2 separate regions of the Homo sapiens genome follow, and region 2 is linked to region 1. The links are chromatin loops, found by intact Hi-C in ENCODE. Cell type or tissue: heart right ventricle. All regions are shown on one strand. Links, peaks and the distances in the headings refer to the core of each region. The heading gives the core; the rest is flanking DNA.

Evidence for each region. Hi-C counts contacts between places; a loop is a spot of excess contacts. Peaks named below come from ENCODE experiments on the same cell type or tissue, not always from the same donor. Only the 100,000 strongest peaks of a DNase experiment are listed, where the experiment ranks them.
Region 2: it touches region 1 in a loop (2.2-fold over the local background); 1 of 110 quality-filtered maps calls a loop at or near these places.

The regions. Positions count from the first base shown.
Region 1 is chr16:79,568,435-79,574,485 of GRCh38, forward strand. It overlaps a transcript of MAF not described here. Among named protein-coding and RNA genes, the nearest start is that of MAF, 29 kb to the right of the region's middle. In heart right ventricle, for the core only: no CTCF peak of the experiment used is centred there; a DNase peak (open chromatin) is centred at 2,808; H3K4me3 peaks cover 806 bases; H3K27ac peaks cover 719 bases; H3K27me3 peaks cover 574 bases.
Region 2 is chr16:79,325,594-79,331,644 of GRCh38, forward strand. It overlaps a transcript of MAF not described here. Among named protein-coding and RNA genes, the nearest start is that of MAF, 270 kb to the right of the region's middle. RefSeq lists an enhancer at 2,614-3,489. In heart right ventricle, for the core only: no CTCF peak of the experiment used is centred there; a DNase peak (open chromatin) is centred at 3,475; H3K27ac peaks cover 368 bases; H3K27me3 peaks cover 689 bases.

The DNA.
Region 1 (6,051 bases), core at 1,602-4,101:
GCCTTGAGACATGTCTACCTCATGGTAGGTGAGTCTGAAGGTCTTTTATCTTCTCAACATTTCACTTCACCAAATTCTCATTAAAACAGGCATACACTGAGGCTAGAAACATGAGGTAAAAATTAAACATCAGGTTTTTTAGTGGCCACATGCACTTGAGCACTGTTGGAGATATCATCCGGTTTCTGAGTCTTGGATCTGGCCTGCAATACTAAATAGTTGCTGTTATTTTTGCTGCTGTTCCTGAGTCCTTGCCACCTGAAAACTAGAAATTTGCTGCCTTTCCACCTTTTAGTGGACCTACAAATTGAGAAGTAGTAAGTGAGCATCTTGAACCCTTCAAGACAACCTTCAGAATCAAGGCCTGTGTAAACATCTAACAGAAATGGCAATAATAGATCATGTTTACTGAGCACTTCTAGGGGCTTTACGTAGATTATCTCCTTTAATCCTTACAAGCATTCTTCAGAACACTGAGTCTGTTACTGTGCCCATTTTACAGATGAGAAGAACAGATCCAAAGAGGTTAAGCCCCCTCATGCAAGTTTATGTCACTAAATTAGTCAGCTAGAAGGTTAAGCATGTCTACCATGTACTGAGCACTTCCTGCCTAAGTCCCTGCAGGATCTCATTCATTCGTAGCAACAATCTAGAAAGACAGGTCTCACTATTCCCACTTCACCTAGGAAGCCAAACAGCCTCAGAGAGTTTAAACCAGAGTTTCTCAGTCCCAGCATAATTGACATCGAGGGTCGGATAACGCTTTGTGGGAGGGTCTTCCCTGTGCATTGTAGAATGTTTAGCATTATCCCTCGTCTCAACCTCACTGGAGGCCAGTGGCCCCCCTGCCTTGAGTCTTGGCAACCAAAAATGCCTTCAGACATTGCCAAATGTCCCTGGAGGAGCAGCATCCTCCAGTTGAGACCCATTGCTTTAAACAGGTGAGTTTCTCTGGATGGCAGCTGCAGAGCTGGGGATGGGATGTGGTCTTTAACTCCTCTATCAGATTGTTTTCCAAATCCTGCTTTAGTTACTGAAGGCAGAGGTTCTCAAGTGCTCAAATGTGGTCCCTGTTCCAATATCACCTGGAAACAGGTTTGAAACGTAATTCTCAGGCTCTACACTCAGACTGCCTGAATCGGAAACTCGGGGTGAGGCCATGCAATGTGTGATTCTGATGTTCACTGAAGTTTAGAACTCGTGCCTTAGAACAGTGCTTCTTAGCCTTAGCTACACAGTACAGTCACCCAGGGAGCTTTGAAAAAATTATTGATGCCTGGGTACCACCCCAGGATTATTTAATTGATCTGGGCTGGGGAATAGGCATTTGTATTTGAAAAGCTTTTCAGATGATTTTCACAAGTGACCAATGTTAGGAACCACCAACCTAGAGGGAGCTGTCCCCGGCTCTTAGGGAGGCAGGGGTCAAAGTAAAACAAGTTAAATACAAACAATTGACGTTGGCTTCATGATCCATCAGCTGGAATCCGGGAGGGATGCAGCAAAGACCAGGTGGTGGGATCCTTTGCTGTCAGCTTCAAACCACAGCCCCCAAAGCCCCACTCCTGTCTTTGTTCTTTTTTTTTTTTTTTTTTTGGATCTTTCTTCCATTGATTTATCTAAATTTCTTCAGCTGTTTGGAAGCTATTTATTTAGACTCTACACCAGCTCAAAAGGTTAAGAAAGCCATTAAATTGACAGGTTGATGCTTTTCATGCTGTTGGACATATCTGCAAGGTAAAGGAATTATTGCTTTGGATGGAAATAAGATTTACCTTTCTTTCTAACACTACCTAAGCATCCTTCTGGGCTCTGCCTAATCTAACCCCTCCCTCCAGCCCTGGCCTTCCAAAATGTCCTGTTATCCCCCCATCCCTCCTCAGCTCTTTGCTGGCCTATCTTCTCCCCAGTCTTTCAGATTCCAAAGCCATTTCCTTATTAACCCAGCCATGTTCCCTCCTATCCTATTCCCTATAGCCCTGGAGCATCCTATCACTTCTTCCTGGGTATCCATAACCTCTCCATTTTCCAAGATCTTTCTTTGACATCTCCAGCCCACAGCCATCTCTAACTTCTCTGCTTAGTTTGTGCTTACCACCAGACTAGCAATAGCAGATATACATTTGATACTCCTGTGTTGAAATCGTTCATCTGGGAAGCTCACGCAATGGTGTGCCGCTAGGTGTTTAACAACTGGCTCTATGGGTGGGTCAGGATAAGGAAACGGGCTCTGATTTTACAGCATTTGTATTCCCTTCTGCAAATATTCCCACGATGGCCAATTTCATGCTACCAGTGTAAAGTCCCCAGATGTGGAATTGAGAAGATACAATACAACTGGTCCTTCTGAGCCCATGCCTATGGGCATACTACTGACAGTCAATCCAGCAAACATTTACTGGGAATATGTTCTGTGCGAGTTTCTGTGCTAAATGCTGAGCGTAAGGAGGAAAAGAGCAGCCAGCTGGTATTGGCACTTAACAGATGCCGCCTGGGTTCCTTCATTTAACCTGTATAAGAATTCCATCAGATCTGTTCTAGCATTCTCATCTGAAAGGTGAGGAAACCAAGCGTCTATAGAGGGAAAGTGACTTTCCCAAAGTCACAAAGCTAGAAAGGTCTGGCACTGATGACTGTGTAGTTTGCTCCACCCTGAGGAATCCCCACATTTCCAGTTAAAAAAAAAAAAAAAGTGATCCTTTGCTACATCCAAGACTGTCTGAGCTGACATTTCCTTAGAGAGAAGTACATCTCATAGATATTCAAATTTGGCTGCATAGAACTTAGTGTCCCAGGGGGATGAGCGGGAGGGAGGAAGGTCTAAGAACTTGAAGAATCAGCTCCACCCTCAGTGGCTTCCAACTTCTCTTTTACATAGTGATCCCAGATACACTTTCATTTTCCAAAACGGCTCCTCTGCAGAAACAAAACAAAATAAAACCGGTATGAAAACGTCTGATTCATGCCAAATCCCTAAATTTATGGAGGTGGTAACTGAAGCCCAGGGAGCTTCTAGTGGTCATTTCCACCACTCCATAATTCTTTCTAGCCTGGTGCAGTATTAGCATACTACAAGAAAAAAACATCTCAGCGGAATTTTTTTTTTTTTTTTTTTTTTTTACAAATGCACCAAAGCCCAGTACTTCCCCATAAAATGGGAAACTGTTAAGGCAAAATTTTAAGCATGCCAAGAACTGCATCCTGTAGGCCAAACGTAGTGGGTTCAAATCTCTCTATCCTCTGCTCTCCTAGGTTCAGGCAGGATAGATCTACAGGTCTACAAGGTTTCCAGCCTTGGCATCACCAGCTTCTCTTAACCCAGTCAAATCTAGATTCACGAAGGAGCTCCAACTGGACCCATGCTGGAAATGCTTTTCAGCCACGTTGAACAAAACATGTTTTACATCATTTCTTTGCAGGAAGTTTTGTCCCTGCTTCCAGGACTTCCCCCAAGTGCAACAAGGTCAAAGAATTAGAACTGCAAAATCTCCCCCTTTCTTTGCCAGCCCCTGCCCCTGCCTGACTCACTCTTCATTTTCCTTCTCCTAAGAAAAGACTATGACTGCATTGGTGTATTTTAAGATATAACTCACAAATTAAAAACTGAAAGAAGAAACACATTTTTCTGTCAATGGCTTAAGGGGATTCCACCTCTAAGCTGCTGCTAAAGCTTTTTCAGTCTTTTTTACATTTGTAGCATTTTGGAGCAATTTGCTGGAGTCAAAGAAAACAGTGAAATTTCCACAACCAACTTCAAAGCCCCCAAATCCTGTATCGGTGGAGGGGAGTCTGGTAGCAACACCACAGGGGCCGTTTTTCAAAGAGGTGTGTGGAGGGACGTGCCAGGCATTTTTGCCCTGCATCTGCGATTGATGTTAATGGCAGGCACGTGACCAAATCCCCATGTAGTTCTTTGAAAAATGCCCCTCCCTTTCTTCCCCCAACACTTTTGGCTGTGACAATGCAGATGATACAGAAAAATCCTAGAACAGAGGAACCGCTGCCACAGCTCAATGAACAATACCGGCCTTAATTCAATTAACGCACATACGTCTCTTTTATCTGGTGGAGAGCTCAGAGCAAATTCAGGTTGATCAGGAGGAGGGGCTACCTGGACGGTTTCACATTTGAAAATGTTTTGCATTTGAAAAATGAATTCTAGGCAGAAGTGGCTTCAGAGGAGGGAAACATGCCAAATGCCAGGCACTGACCACTTTAGTTCATTCCTCTCTTGAGTTTCAGCCTCCTGTTTTCACGCCTTATTTGGCCTGACCTTCGAATTTCTTCTTGATCTGCGCCCTGTCTACCCATCTTGGCTTGTGTCCGAGGCAATCCTTCCTCCCCAACTCACACACATAAACACACTGTTTATTCCAGCTATATCCAAAGTGCTGTATTGAATTAAAATTCCCAAACATGAAATGTGTATAAAAAGGTGTTATGTCTGTGAATAGTCTGTGCTATAAGATGCTATAAATATTAGCTGCTTAAGAGGTTACCCAATTTAAATGCTCACAATGGTGTATGGAGACTGCCAATCATTCTATGTTCTAGCCAAAAGAAAATATCATTATTATGTGGTTGTGAGGAAGGTTGAACATTGTTTCATAATGTTATTGGCCATTCATGTGTATTTTTTTTCCCCAAAAACTGTCCATTCTTCTCTGGACATTTTCCTATTAGGTCATTTATCTTCTTATGGATTTCCAGGAGCTATTTATATTAAGGAAATTAGGTTTTTGACTATCTTGTGGTTGCAACTTTCCCCACTTAGTGTTTTCATATTTTTGTTGTGTTTTTGTTTTGTTGTGCTTTTGCTCTGCATAAGTTTTAAATGCTTATGTCATCAAACTTACCGAGCCTTTGCTTTACAGCATTTGGGTTTTACATCAGGCTAAGGAAAATCTTCCATATCCCAGATTAAAAATCTAGGTTGCTTTTGATACTTTTGAAGCTTTTGTTTTTATGCATGGTGTTTACAAAATGGTTACACCCCTCCTGTTCACCTCATAAACCCATGTTTGAAAAATTCCCCGCCCTTTCTTCCCCCATATCTTCTGGAAAGCATTGATCAAACAGGACCAGCATTTATGTTTTTAACTGTCTTAATCAATAATAAATCTTGAAAGCAAGAATGCGTTTTATTTGTTTCTATATCCTCAGCACCATGTTCATTTTCTACTGTATAGGTAATACACAATAGATATTTGTTCAATGAAATCTTAAAATAATTAAAGCTTAATAACTTTGACAACAAACCAGTCAGAGAAAAAAAGACGAACTTTCTAATATATGTCCAAAGAAGAACATTAAGTAATAGCACTAGTGCAGACTACATTTAACAGGCTGTCCAGGAAAGGAAACTTAGTCTGCAAAAGTGACAAGGAAATGTCAGGCTAGGGGTCTTTTGAAAACCTAGAACAAAGTTAAGAGAATAACTTCTAATTTTGACAGATTGCAAAGATGTCATCTTGGTCATTTCACAAACTTTTACCAGGCTCTTATCTCCCGTTCGTTTGCCTGTTTGTGTACCTAATTGCTTATTCAGGTATACCGTGCCGCATTCTGGAAAGGATCTGAGACAGCTACTATGTGCTACTCACCGATACAGGGCTGTGTTGGACACAAAAATAAATGAGGCGTGAACTTCACGCTCACAGAGTTTAGCGTCCAAGAGGAGATGAGAAATTTAAAACGTAATTGTCTTACAAGGCAGAGTGAAGAGTGCCTTTGGAGCAGGCCCACTTTTGTGTGGTTTAATACTATGCTTTAGAGGAGAATCAATGAGTCTGACAGTGTGCGATCAAGTATCTTGGTTAATTCCAGCCAGCACCATTTTCCCTCAGTCCTGTTTCTACTTTAGCCCCAATCACACAGTAAATAAGTGTCTGATGATGACAAATAAATAAATATTTTATTGGTATCTGCAGAAGTCTGTGCAAATAATTTGGGAATACCTCCATCCTTGTGACTTGATAACTAAATACATTATTCTCTTTTCTCTGCAGAATGTTTTTAAAAACACCATCAACACCGTTAAAATGAGCCATT
Region 2 (6,051 bases), core at 2,123-4,622, 240 kb before region 1:
CACAAACACACACACACACACACACACACACACACAGAACACACACACACAGACCTTTTGAGTACTGGTTAAAAACTAGAAGAACAAAGCAAGATATAAATGCACTGTTTGAGGCAGATGTGCAAAGTTAAAGTGAGAAGGCAGGAAGGCAGGAAGACCCAGTTCTTCACTAGCTTTTGTCTTATTCATCAAAGGAATGAGCTTAAACCAGAAAGAGCAGAACAAACATGGCTAGGAAGGGAACAGAAGATACGTGAAATGATACAGACGGCCCCAGTCTAGGCAAATGGATTCAAGTCTTCAAGGAAGGTATCTTACCAGGATCCCCACACTCTGATCTTGTGTGACACTGATACTCCATAACATTGAACAAGGAGAGGCAGATGAAAGGTTTAACCTGCAAGATCTTGCTTCTGACAACCAGGGTCTGACCACTGACTCCATCACTTAGCCTGTTGTGCCACCTTTGGCAACCACTTTACCAATTTCAACCTCAATTTTTAATCCACAAAATATAGTTTTGCCCATAAAGTCTGAAGACTTCAATAATTTATTATTTTTTATAGACTGAAGATTTTCTTGATGATATTATGCCTATTTCCCCTTGTTTCCAGAATTTATGCCTCCCTGCAGAAATAATAACAGTATCAACCTCATAGGGCTGTAGTGAGGCTTAAATGCACTAAAATGTATAAAAGTACTTATCATGATACCTAGCATACTAGGGGCTCCATAAATTTAAGATGTTTTGTCCAATCCACTTTCTAAAAAAGTTGATGAACAGGGTTCTACCCCCATTTAAACTTTTTCCATCCCAAATTGCAGCATTTAAAAATCTGCAATATATCTAATTTAGCACAACACCTATATTTAATGAATTTCTGTTGGATATAGCAACATTTTATACACTTCAACAGACGTGAGCACGACATTAAATTTTCTACACCCTAAATTAGTTTTAGAGACAGTAAACTAGGGCAGGGCTTGGAAAACTTGTTCTGTAAAAGGCCAGATAACAAATATTTTAGGCTCTGTAGATCACATACGGTTTCTGTTGCAACTGTTTAACTCTGCAGTTCCAGCAGGAAAGCAGCCACAGGAGTATGTAAATGCAGGAGCATGGCTGTGTTCCAATAAAACTTTATTTACAAAAGTGGATGAAGGCTGCATTTGGCATGCAGGCTATCGTTTGCTGACTCCTGACCTAGGGTGCTGAGAAAATTGGCAAATATCACCAGTAATTCTTGAGGCATCCAGAGACACAGGGTAGTATCTGGGAGCCTCTGAACAGGAAATGAATAGATTTTCAGAAAAGAGAAACGCAGATGAAGGATTCCAGATGGGATAAGCTGGATTTTGGTCCTGAGGCTGAGAATACCTTGCCCAAGGCAATTCATAACGTCCTAGCAGCTGTGGGGTTTGGACCCCGGCATTCTGGCCTCACAGTCTGCATACTGAACTACTGTACTTCACAGCCCCAGCCCAGAACAGGGGGTGGCATGCAGTACAGGGGAAATCTCTGGGTGTGAAGCAAAAGTGGATTGGATTTTTAAATTGTAAAAAGGTTTTTAAAAGCCTGCTTTCTAAAGAATGGCTTGGGGCAGGGGCTTTAGGGGGAAAACAGGGAGACCAGTTCGGTAGTGCCTGTGGTGGAGGGTATAGAACTAGTTCCCAGGCTTGGCACAACCCCTGACTTCTTGTACACATTCCCGTTTTCTGGGTAGTTCTCTCACAATGACATTTATTATCATATGGCCTTTGTTATCAGAGTTGTGCTTTATATTCTTAAAGCGCTTTTGCTCTTTGATGTACCTATTTTCTCATTGATAGTCTCTCTTGGAGGCAGATGGGTCTGGGGATGGCAGTGTCCATGCACGGACAAAGCCATGAGTTATTATAAGACAAGAGATAAAGCTGCAAGGTATTGATTTGACAAGGTCACATAGCTAGCTTTTGGAAAAACTTGCTATAGGTGAGTCAGCTCCACCCAGGGTGGCCCAAAAGTAACTAAGGTGGAAATAGTGTTTTTCTGGCTATCATTAAGCGTTCTCTCTCTCTATCCAAATGATACACATTTTTGTTCATCGTCATAATGTTGCTTGACAAGCCTCGTACTGTCGCAGGGACTGTGCCACAAGTGCTGACCGCTTTATCTCTTTTAATCTTCACAAGTCCCTGAGGAAGATACTCTTAGAAGCTGATCTTATAAAGGAGGAAACTGAAGCCCTGTCATTGACAAACAGGCATTTGCAATAACATTCATTCCTATGTAAATATCCTTTACAGAGTGTTCTTTCCATCACCATTTGATCGCCAGAAAATCCTGCTAGGTGCCAACCAGACTTACGTGCAAACCTTAGCTTTGCTGTTTCCTTAATGCATGATAACCTGAACAAACTCCTGAAATTCCCTTGAGCCTCAATTTCCTTCTCTGTGCAATGGGCATAAGAATTCCCAACCCTGTGAGTTGTAAGGATTAAGTGAAATAGCAAAAGTTGCTTTCATCCCTGCAGCATGCATTAAGAAAATCCTATGGAAGTGATTAGCACCTGACATAGGGTAGGTGCCTAGTAATATATTGCCGCCCTGGGAGTCTCTTATTTTTTCTTCGCTTATTTTCAGAGGGCATTGCCTGGCCAATATCATCCTCATTATATATAAGCTCAAACAAGTGCAAATCAGAGCTCCTTTTTTTTTAAAAAAAGAAATCAGGTTCTGCATTTGGAAGAGCCTAGAGACAAGGAAATGCAACTTGAGGCATTTAGGGCAACTCCAATTTTGGGGGCCACTTGGTTGTGCTGGAGAGGGAAACAGGGGCAAAAGGAGAATTTGAAATCCCCACAGGTTCCTGGGAAACAATGGAAGTCACAGGGTGGGGCCCTTGCATGAGAATACATTCTTTTGATTTTGTTTTGTCTTTCTGATTGGCTGCCAGTTTCTTAATGCAATATGAGAGCAAGAGGGAGCTAATTCTCTTCAGAGCCTAAAATCCCTCGAGCCGAGCTGGCACTTGAACGAAGACAAAGCTTATTGAGATTGGGCAGGGAAGTTGTCACTGTGTGATTTGGGAGTCTTTCATTTGGCCAATATAACTCCATTAGATTTTGGAAGTGAACCCAGGTAGCAGGGAGGGTTCTGGAAGTAACATTCTCCAACCAGCTTGTAATTAAAATGGAACCCTTTGAAGAACTGGTCCTCTCTCAATTGCTCCAGCCTCTCTCTGTCAGATTGAATGCCAGGAAGCCGCTGCCTTAAGCTTTGGCTAGTTTTCTGCCAAGGCGTTTAACTCTCAGTTTTGTGTTGCTTGTATTAGTGCTAAGGGCATAACTGGGTGCAGAATCTGGTACATCATTGCATCTGTCATTGTGTCTGTCTTTAGCTCTTCCTAATAACCACAGCTCTGAAACATGAAGGAGCTGTTTTGCAAGCTGTATCTTTCACACCCGCCCCCACTCACTCCGCAACTTGCCCCCTTCCTTCTGTGATTTTTTTTTTTTTAACCCATGTTTCACTTCCCACATTCTGGTTCTTGTTCTTCCTGGAGAACGGGACCAGGCAAGAAACACCAGGGCACATTAGGTTAAAGGAAACCTTATTTCCCCCTCTCTGCTAGAAAAGTCAGAGCTCTCAGAGTTGAGTGATCTTCAAAACCCAGTTCCTTATAAGAAGGGGGCTGCCAGTGAGTGACTGAGAAATGGATGGTAATAATCCGACTCTAGACCGACTAAACTGGAATTTGGAGAAGTGAGAGTTTGCATCAGTCTTTGCTTCCAGAAAGCTTTATATAGGAAGAAAGTGCCACGCAAATGAGATTTCACAACACCGGTATCTGGTAATTTTGGTTGCATTTCTTCTGGGTCCGTGGTGGAATTCACAGAGAAAAATGCAAGAGGGAAATTGTTGCATTGTAATCTGCTTTCCAAAATCTCCGTCTAGAGTCCCCCAAAATTAAAAAAACTGTACATTAAGCAACAAAGTGGAAAAAAGACATTATCCAGAAATATGATGGAAGTGGTTCATATCAGTCACGGTGTCTTCCCCCATCTGAATAACCCTCTAAACACCCTTATCTCCCACACTGTGTTAGGAATGAGAGACATCTGTTCATCTTCTGTAAAGTGAAAATAAAGCATCTTAGAAAACTGTACTATTCTTATTGATCTATAGTATATAATCTAATTAAAACCAGTATGCCTTCTACTTAAATACAGCTTCAAAACAAATTCAAAACAAATTTAACATCTCTCTCTTCCAACTCGATTATCTTTCCTACTCACTTCCTACATGGAAATGTTGGTTATATGGTTAATATCCATACAGCATAAAGAACAGACACACCATACAATAAACATTAAGTCATCATAAAAAAAAAACAGCAAAAGACTATGGATTAGGAAATGAGCAACTAATCAATTGGCAAAAATTCAACCTTACTGATTATCAAAGAAATTTCAACGCACCATTTTTTACTAATCAAGTAGCAAGTCTATTTTCATACCGATTTATTCAAAGCAGGTAAAAGTATGGGCTGCAAAGGCTCTCATCCTCCTGCCATATCCCAAGAGGGCAAAGGTTATCTACACATGCCGCCTGCAATCCAATTTTATGGTTCAACATTCTTTATGCCCAGATCATTCCAAGCATAATTTGACGCTAGTGGGCATTTTGTTTTTGAGAACAAAATGTGTATGTGGTAGATATGTTAAGGAAACTAAAGCTCCAAACCCCCTCAGTTGTATAGACTTCTTTGGAGATGCCAGGAAAGGCTCTTGCAATTTTCTATTTCTAATTTTGTTAGCAATCCAAACATTTTATAAGCTCTGAGTCTTGGAAATCCAGGCCCACCTTTGAGCAGAGTTGGAGGAATGGTGAGAGCCGTACAGGAATGCTCTGGCCATGATCATGGCTGGTAGCCTGAAGTTAAATCCAAAGGGCTTAGAGGAAGCCAAGAGAGGAGATACTGGGCCACCCACAGGGTGGGGAGGAACACCAGTGGGGAAAGACAGAGGTCAAGGCAGAGCAACCTGTATTGAAGATGTTCTGTTAGTGATCAAAGGGAGAGGTAGTCATCAAAACAGCTCCCCTTCACTGAACAGCCAGAAGGTGCCACGCACAGTGCTTACAAATTTGAGGCATGAACTTGGAAATCTGGCTCAGCTCCTCTAAGCAGGAATTGCCCTCCTCGGTGTATAAGTCAGGAATGTGTGGCTTGCAGAGATGAAGGGACTGGCTCCTGGTCACCCAGTGCCTAGGCAGTTGGTTAAAAGTTAAACCTGGCCAGGCCTGCCTGACTCCAAAATTCCCATCCCTTCTGCAAAGCCACCTTCCTTATTGGACAAAATATTGCAAACCCCGGACATGAAGGCCAACCCTGTGAGTGGCGAACAATGGTAAGAAGCCATGTAAAGCTGTAAAACAAGGAGAAAAATGAACCTCTGGGCTCAGATGGGAAATGGCTTCAGATATTTCAAGAAACAAAGTGGGTTTGTTTGAGGATTGAAGCACCTCAGTTTCCCATTTATTCCTAACTCAGCAAGTGGATCCACAATGAAATCAAGTCCCTTAACAAATAGAGCTAATGCAGGCCTAATCCCACATGGAAGATGAAAAATGTGTCTTAATCTTTTGCCTGGCCTGGAAAACTAGACCTTGGAGTGTGTGTGACTGCCACTCCCATCAGTCAACATATACAGGCAGGAAGACTTGGGGTGAGGAACGGGGTGGTGTTGGATGAAATGGCTTCAGAGAAACCTTAAATGCCAGCTGGCCCCGCTTAGGGCATCAGAGTCATTCCAGCTGAACTGAAACAAGTATTTCTTAATCTCCTTCACCCTTCATGGCTTGGACTCCATCTACTAACTTTGAAGTTTGCCTTTCTTTCTTGATGTTATGGACTTGGTTTCCTCATCTGTAAAATGGATCAATACAGAACAGAAGGTTTCCAAGACATCCACCGCTCTTCTTACACGAGCCACCCGCATCTCTGGCCTGGACCATAGTCATACCTTCTACCCGCCTCCCTGTTTCCTCTGGGCTCCATACAAGAGCCAC